Linked DNA regions of Mus musculus: all the other regions are linked to region 2. The links are chromatin loops, found by intact Hi-C in ENCODE. Cell type or tissue: gastrocnemius. All regions are shown on one strand.

What was found. Peaks named below come from ENCODE experiments on the same cell type or tissue, not always from the same donor. Only the 100,000 strongest peaks of a DNase experiment are listed, where the experiment ranks them.
Region 1: a loop joins it to region 2, with 3 times the contacts of the local background. A loop is called at or near these places in 2 of 42 quality-filtered maps.
Region 3: it touches region 2 in a loop (3-fold over the local background); 3 of 42 quality-filtered maps call a loop at or near these places.

What each region holds. Positions count from the first base shown.
Region 1 is chr11:87,851,774-87,854,273 of GRCm38, reverse strand. It overlaps Mks1 (MKS transition zone complex subunit 1), which reads right to left and starts at 1,059. Exons shown (of 18, transcript NM_001039684.3): 1 at 945-1,059; 2 at 428-537. The coding sequence starts at 1,024. In gastrocnemius, no CTCF peak of the experiment used is centred here; a DNase peak (open chromatin) is centred at 1,081; H3K4me3 peaks cover 1,265 bases; H3K27ac peaks cover 859 bases.
Region 2 is chr11:87,734,896-87,737,395 of GRCm38, reverse strand. It overlaps Rnf43 (ring finger protein 43), which reads right to left. Exons shown (of 10, transcript NM_172448.4): 10 at 1,857-2,500. Among named protein-coding and RNA genes, the nearest start is that of Supt4a, 1.4 kb to the left of the region's middle. In gastrocnemius, no CTCF peak of the experiment used is centred here; DNase peaks (open chromatin) are centred at 12, 462 and 1,217; H3K4me3 peaks cover 1,087 bases; H3K27ac peaks cover 1,202 bases.
Region 3 is chr11:87,591,580-87,594,079 of GRCm38, reverse strand. Mtmr4 (myotubularin related protein 4) reads right to left here and starts at 1,914. Exons shown (of 19, transcript NM_133215.2): 1 at 1,830-1,914; 2 at 647-691. The coding sequence starts at 649. In gastrocnemius, a CTCF peak has its summit at 1,494; DNase peaks (open chromatin) are centred at 1,252 and 2,102; H3K4me3 peaks cover 1,861 bases; H3K27ac peaks cover 1,987 bases.

The sequences.
Region 1 (2,500 bases), 120 kb before region 2:
CTGTTTTAAAATTGTTTTTTAAGTGTATTTATACATACATTTGGAGTTTGGAACATATTTCTCTTAGAAGTCCTTTCCCCATCCCCCAAGTCACAACTCGGGTAAGATGGCTCAAGCCCCAGGATTCATCTGGTGAAGAGATAACTGAACTGGTTCGCAAAAGTTATCCCCTGAACTTCACTCTCGCACTGTGGCATGGGCGTGCACACACACACAAAAGTAAATTACAATGTAAAAAAATAAATAAATAATAAAAAATTAAAAAGATGATTGCCCAGGTTCATTCAAATGCTTCTATATTCCTCGGCTAGGTGACACTGGGCAATAAACTCAACCTCTCTGAGCCTTCCGTTCCTCCTCTGTACCTCTACTGCCCCGCACCCCTGCCTTAGTCTCAAATGAATGTAGCGTCATCACAAACACCCACTAGCAGCTTGCGGAGGCCTAAAAGTGGCCAAGTCTATGAGGTCCTTCCCCATCTGGGCAGCAGGCTGGTAATGAAGGAAGTTGCTTGATGTGATTCTTTGCAGATGAACTCTGTCAAGAGAAGAGAAGCCCCAAATACGCGTGTCAGAGACACACAGCAAGGAGATATACAGAGCATGAATCGGGGAAAGAAATCACAGAGGCAGAGAAGTCAAGGCTGCTGCAAAGAAGAGGTGGGTAGGGGCGTCTGCTGGATAAATCAGCACAGGGACCCGAGGGGTTTGAAAGTGGCGAGAACTTGAAGGGACTTGGGCAGGGTGAATCTGAAAGGTGTACTTGGAAGCTTTCAGTGGAAAAAGATCCTGATAACAAGACGCGCGCAGAGATGGCAGAGGAAGTAGTTGGGATTGTAAGCGGAAGTAGGGGCCTCTGAGCATCTAAAAGCTTAGGGTGGAATAAAGTTAGGGGGCCTCGGAGCATAAAGTTAGGGGGCCCTGAAACTGGGGTCGAGTGACTACCGGAGGCGCAGGTTGCGCACGGGGTCCCGGGAGCGATACACGGCCTCGCCGGTGTCAGTGCTCCAGACCGCTTCCGCCATGACAGCTGCTTCGCGCTGCGACCGCGCCGGAAAGCGTGGTGCCTCGTTCCCCTGGCAACGGAGACGCTGGCTTCTTAGGCAAGGGAGGCGCTGCGCGCGCAGCTCTCCACGTCTGCGGGAGCCAGTCCCTAGCCTGGCAGCGGGACCCTCAGCTGTCCTGTGTGAGTAAAGCTCACCTCCACCCAAGGTGAAAGTTGGTGCACTGCACAAAAGAGAAAACCGCCATCAGCTACTTTGTTTAGGTGCAAAAATGGTGATGGTGGCCAGAACCAGGTGACCTGAGTCCTTACTTTCTGATCAAACACTGCCTTCCACTGAACATTTGAAAACTTCGGCCTAGGGGGCGTGGAGAAATGGCTTAGTGGTTAAGAGGTTAGTGACTGGACTTTCAGAGGAACTAGCAGGCCCAGATGGCCACTCACACCTGTCTCTACTCCAGTTCCAAAGGGTCAGACACCTTGCCGCCTTACAGTACACATGTGTTGCACAAACATGTTCACCATTATGCATAAAATAAATTTAAAAAAATTTAAGGAGAGAAAACTCAGGCCTAAACAGTTGGTGGATATGACTAAAAGGACATGCAAACAAAAATTAAAAAACAGCCGGGCAGTGGTAGCGCACGCCTTTAATCCCAGCACTTGAGAGGCAGAGGCAGGCAGATTGCTGAGTTCGAGGCCAGCCTGGTCTACAGAGTGAGTTCCAGGACAGCCAGGGCTATACAGAGAAACCCTGTCTCAGGAAAAAGAAAAGAAAAGACAGGAAAAGAAAAGAGAAAGAAGAAGGAGGAGGAGGAGGAGGAGGAGGAGGAGGAGGAGGAGGAGGAGGAGGAGGAGGAGGAGGAGGAGGAGGAGAAGAAGAAGAAGAAGAAGAAGAAGAAGAAGAAGAAGAAGAAGAAGAAGAAGAAGAAGAAGAAGAAGAAGAAGAAGAAGAAGAGAAAGAAAGAAAAAGAAAAAAAGAAAGAAAACATTCCTGGAAGAAAAAAAACCTGTGGGGCAGGTATATTAGTAGTTTTGTTGGTATGCACTGAGCCAGAGAAATAAAAAACAAGGAAGCCAGCAGAAAGGAAGGAAAGGGTGTTTTCCCTGGGGCATGTTGGTTCTGGATTATTAACCAGTTAAGACTCCGAGCCAGCCCCTGAAAAACCACCAGAGTGACATTCAGAAGTCATGGTTCACTGGCACATCCAAGGAAAGATGGTATAAGTTTAATTCCGGCAGTTTGGCAATATCAATATTGACAATTAGTATTTGACGGTTGCTACTTATTCATCCGAATAAGCAATTGTTGCCTGGCCTGGGACATTTCATGGCCATCCGATTATAGAGCAGAGAAATCATGAGCACCTAACTATTCATTGTGTGCACTAAGAACTCACCACAAATAGCACCTACTCATTTTTCATTTGTATTGCCTGTAACCCTCCCAAAAACCTCTCCAAGAGGTACTTTATTCCTATTTAAAGGATGAAGTTAC
Region 2 (2,500 bases):
GTCACCTGGTTCGCGAGAGCGAGCGGAAGACGGCGCGCGCGCTGGGAGCTGATGCGCCCGTAGGGGCGGGGCAGCTGGGGGAGGTTGGAGCATGCGCAGGAAGCGTGGAGCGGGGCGACTGGCGGGACTGCGCCTCGCGACGCGGGCCTTTTGATGGAGCCCAAAATGCTCTGGCCTGAGTGCTCTTCAGACTCCCGAGGAAAACCTAGATTGTTTTGTCTGCTTGTTTTATTTTGTTTGCTCATTTATTGAGACAATGCTAATTCCTAAGTTGGCCTCTGAGTACGGGACGGTGATCTTGAACTCCTGATCTTCCTGCCTTCACTTTCGGAGTTCTGGGATTATGGGCGCGCACCACCACGCCCGGGTATTTGACTTTTTGACACAAGCCCCTCGTCTCAGTGTCCGGAATGCTCAGAATACAAGCCCGCCGCTTCGCGCTAGGTTGTTTTAAGGCTCGAGGCAATGAGTCTTGCCTTTCTGGACGCCTGCAGAGACAAAAACCCGACGAGGCCCCACCCCTTCTTGTAACTGGGAGAGCGTGATAGGGTTTCGTTTGCGGTCCCCAGGAATGCTAGCTTGAGCCGTGCCGACGGGGAAAGGGGAGGCGTGTTGGATAGAGGGAAACGCGTATTTAATTCCTCCTAAAAGCCTCTCGATTGCGCGCCTGGCTCATAATTTACGCTTTGTAAAACTCTCGGCACATTTAGACATAATTCCATGGGAACATCTGTGGATTAGGTATCTCACTTCTCATACTCTAACCCCACCCCAGCTGCCAATGTGCTTACTGTGTAGGACACAAAATTCCTCCTTGTCTCCTTAAATGGCACCGAGATAATATCCTGAGCAAACCATACAGAAATACGAGGTCTGGTGCGGTGTGAACAGAGCAAAGGCTCTTGGAATGTAGGCAAAAGCCTGGTCATTTGTGTTTATCTGAATTGGAGCGCTGGGATATAAATAGTTGCAATCCCGCTGTTCTGTCCTTCCAGCCCTTCTCATTGAAACTGAGGGACAGCAAGACTGATTCTAGGCTTTATCCCAAACTGCATCCACATGGGGTTCAGTGACTGGGTTTTAGATACTTTCTAGCACCGGGAAATCTCTTTTCAGTTTGGAATACATTTTCACTGTGCTATCTCATGTAAGCCTTCTATCATCTCTGAAGGAGGATCATTTTATTTATGGTAAAAGGCAGGTATCCTGCTGAGGAGCTGGCTCAGGACCCACCACATATAAGTGGGATTTGATGGTCTGCTACTCTAACCATAGCACTGGGGGCCAGAGATAGGCAGATCCCAGGGACTCCAGGCAAGTTCAAGTGAGAGGCCCTTGTTGTTTGTATGTTTGTTTGTTTGTTTGTTTTGAAAGTCTTTATTCTGTAGCTCGGGCTGTCCTGGCACTTGCTGTATCGATTAGGCTGCCCTCACACTCCTGTGAGTGCATGCACGTGTATGCACACATTCCAAGGTTCAGTATTTGCTTACAATATTGTAAGGTCACAAAGTCAGTCAGTGAAGCACCAGAGTCACCAGCAGCCCAGCACAGATAAATGACTGAATCATGACGAGTACCAGGCACGCTGCTCTCTCTGACCTTTCTGGGGCTTTAAACCTACCCTATCTGACCAGCTTTGATATCACCAATAGCATCCGAAACCAGAGGGAATAATGGTAAATGCCTATGATCCCAGTAATTGGGAGGGGGGAGAGGACCAGTCTGAGGTTATATCTTAGCTGTGCAGTGAACTGGGAGTCAGGCTGGGCCTCAAAAATCCAACAAAAGGAAATAGAGAAGATGGAATTGTTATCCTGAGTGAAAAAATCATAATGAAACAAAACCACAAAGCCAGATCATATTTATGGATAAATATATTAGCAAATAAATACATTTTTTCAACATAGTGCCTGATTCAAGCATCTTTCTGTCTGGTTCAGATATAAATACCCATGTGGGTGCCTGGATGCCAGTCTCCCCATTGACTCTGAGGAGAGAAGGTTCCCAAGGAGGATCCCATGTCCATTTTGCCCCCACCTTCACATTGCAGGCAAGGATACTGCCTGAGGGGCTGACAGTGGTCAGGATGCTGGGACAAAGCCACAGGAGGCACCATCAGCCCTTACCCACGTGGTACAAGCTGCCCGGGCCAACTTTCTGCTCCACTCCCACTTGCACACCTTCAGTTGGGTTGCTGGTTTTGTATGGCTTACACTGGGAAGGTGGGCCTCCGGGCCCTGCAGACCCACGAGGTTACATGTCGCCATTCTCCATCTCTGCTCCAAGAACCTCTCAGAGAGGACTCCTGTAGTTGTGCCTCCTCTGCCTTCATCCCATTCCCCCTCTTCCCAGGTGCAGTTTAGTAGACTTCCTTTCTGCCTGCCTTGGACTTGGAGGGAGGAAAGCTTGGAGTATTGATTCCCCTCCATTCCTGGTCTCTACCTCAGAGGAACTGGAGTTACCCGAGTGACAAGGAGTTTGATAATCAAAAGATTCATCC
Region 3 (2,500 bases), 140 kb after region 2:
TCACTACATAAGACTTGGCTGACGTCACTGAGAATCACCTTTCTCTGTCCCCAACTGATGTGATTAGAAGCCTGTGCCACCACGCCCTGAAGTTCAGGAATCTCAGATAAGAAAGACTTGTTTTCTTAAACCAGAATATGCATAGTTTTAACCGGGGATCCAAGTAAGAGGCGATATAGCGGTTTGTTAGAAGGGACGGCCTAACACCGAGAAAAACTACAAGCTGCTGAGCCCAGTGCTATATAGTGCCCGATATATATTTTTTTCAATCCTAAGAAACCATAAGCTAGATACATAGCTCAGTGTTAGAGTACTTGCCTATCATGTACAAGGCCCCACACTGCATTCACCTGCAATCTTAACACTTAGGAGATGGAGGGAGAAAGAGGGATTGCCCACAAGTTCAAGGCTGGCATGGGCTACATGTCTAGTACCAGGCTAACCAAAACTCTACAGCAAGAACCTGTCTCAAAACAACACTGCCCATCCAAAAAAAAAAAAAAAAAAAAGCATCAGGGCAAATGAGCCTGTTTAGGAAGTGAACAGAGTAACCAGGGGCACTAGGGCCAAGAGAGGTGGGGCAGCTTCCCTGAGTCAGACTGGAGGATGAGACACACAGTGGTATGAGGGAAAAGGAGCTACTCACCATTCTACCTTGGCGAGGGTCCTGGCTGCCTGCTCCTGCTCGTCACTAAAGGAGACAGAACACAAGAGGAAAGTGCACGGTCATTAACATCACCATAGAATCAACGATTGTCACACGGGTCTACCCCTGAACTTCTCTGCAACTCATTTTCCTCCACCACAGAGGATCCGGCGTCTCAAAAAGTCACCACACCAGTCAGGCAATGGAAGAAGCAACAAGTGACCCTGCCCGGTGAGAATTCCACCACAAAAGTTCCTGAGCAAGGCTAAGTATCATCCTAGCTTACTCAGCAGAACTCAAACGTTCTGATCCCCACACCCAGCAGTAGAGCACTCCAAACCCTGCTCTCTACAAAAGAGAAGAAATTCCAACTCTGAAGAGACAAAGACTGCCCAACTGGGACTCACTTTTGGCCCTGGTAGGGGCATGAATCCACAGGGCAGTTCGGCCAGTCTCTGAGTCTAGGAGTAGCACCCACCTGACCTGTTACTGGGGGCAGAGTCCAGAGCAGAGGACAAGAGGGAGAGGACCACAACCTGTGATAAAAGAGCAGCAGGGTTGGCCCGGTCCTGCTGAGCATACTTGAGACCAAGTAGGTGAAGGTTTGAGGGAGGAGGCCACACAACAGGAGCAGAATTAGGCCAGTCCGGCCTGGGAGACAACATCTGTCAAATGGGTCGAATTAACAAGGATTTCAAGTTAAGGCCTCCTGGGCCCACTTAGGGAGCCAGGTCTGAATTTCACCGACACTCCTTCATGTTTGGTATGCTCGAGGGGTGTGCAGCAGAGCCCCATAGGAGGCTACGGCGATTAAAGCCTCCATTGTGATCCTACCAACCTTCCCTCCCTCACGGGGGAGCCCGCAAGCGGCCAGCCGGAGGTGCTGCCTCACGGCTCCCTGGCTCGCGGCCTGAGAAACAGAGAGAGGAAGGGAGCGACAAGGACCAGGCCTAGGAGGCCCAGGGTTCTCACAGTTAGGGACTCTGGTCTTAGGGTGGGGGGTGGGGGAGGATGGGCTAAGCAGCCAGGAGATCCAGGTGCCCAGGTTTTAGGGGCGGGGCCAAGGCCTCGGAGGCGGAGCCCCAAATGACAGAGGGCGGGACTCAAGAGAGCCGGCGAGGGCCGGGCAGGACTTGGTCGTTGTGGTTCCCAGGCTGGCAGTGCACGGGGTACAGTGACTCACCCAGGCGGCGTCCGCCCGACCCTCCAAAGCCGCGCTCTCACCACTTCCGTCTCCCGCAGCTGCTGAGGCCGCGCAGCTCGAACCCCACCACGGTCCCTTGTCCCCAACCAATCGTATCTCTAGCCTCTACCCGCCCTGGCCAATAGCCACGCGAAGTCCCGCCCTGCCTCACCACGCAGCCGCCGCCCTCACTCTCCACGCTGCTCACTGGTCCAGTGGGCAGACGCCCTCTCAGCTTGTAACCTATCCGGCACCCGGAGACCAGACAGTACCCGGAGGGAGGAGGCTTGGCGCCAGAGAGCAGACACGACCAATAGGAAATCACAGCGCGTCCCTCTGGCAGCCAATGGGAGAGGAGTAAGAGGGGTCGCAGCCTAGGGCTCCGGGGACAGGAAGTACGGCCGCCCGTCGCCTACTGGTAGCGCAACTGGGGGGCGGGACATTGCAGGGAATGGTAGCAGTCACTTCCGGTGACGACCCCGCCCGAGAGGTAGTTCGCAAATGACCTCGCGGTGGCTCAGCGTTTTAACCCAGTGGTGTTTCTGTTTTGCTCCAGTAATGCGAGAAAGGAAGGGTAGCATGCCGGCTAGGAAAGGGGAAGGTCCCTTCCCAAACTCTCGGTTCCATCACTCTCGTGTTTCGTCGCCCGGTCGATGGAAAAGAAAATCCTG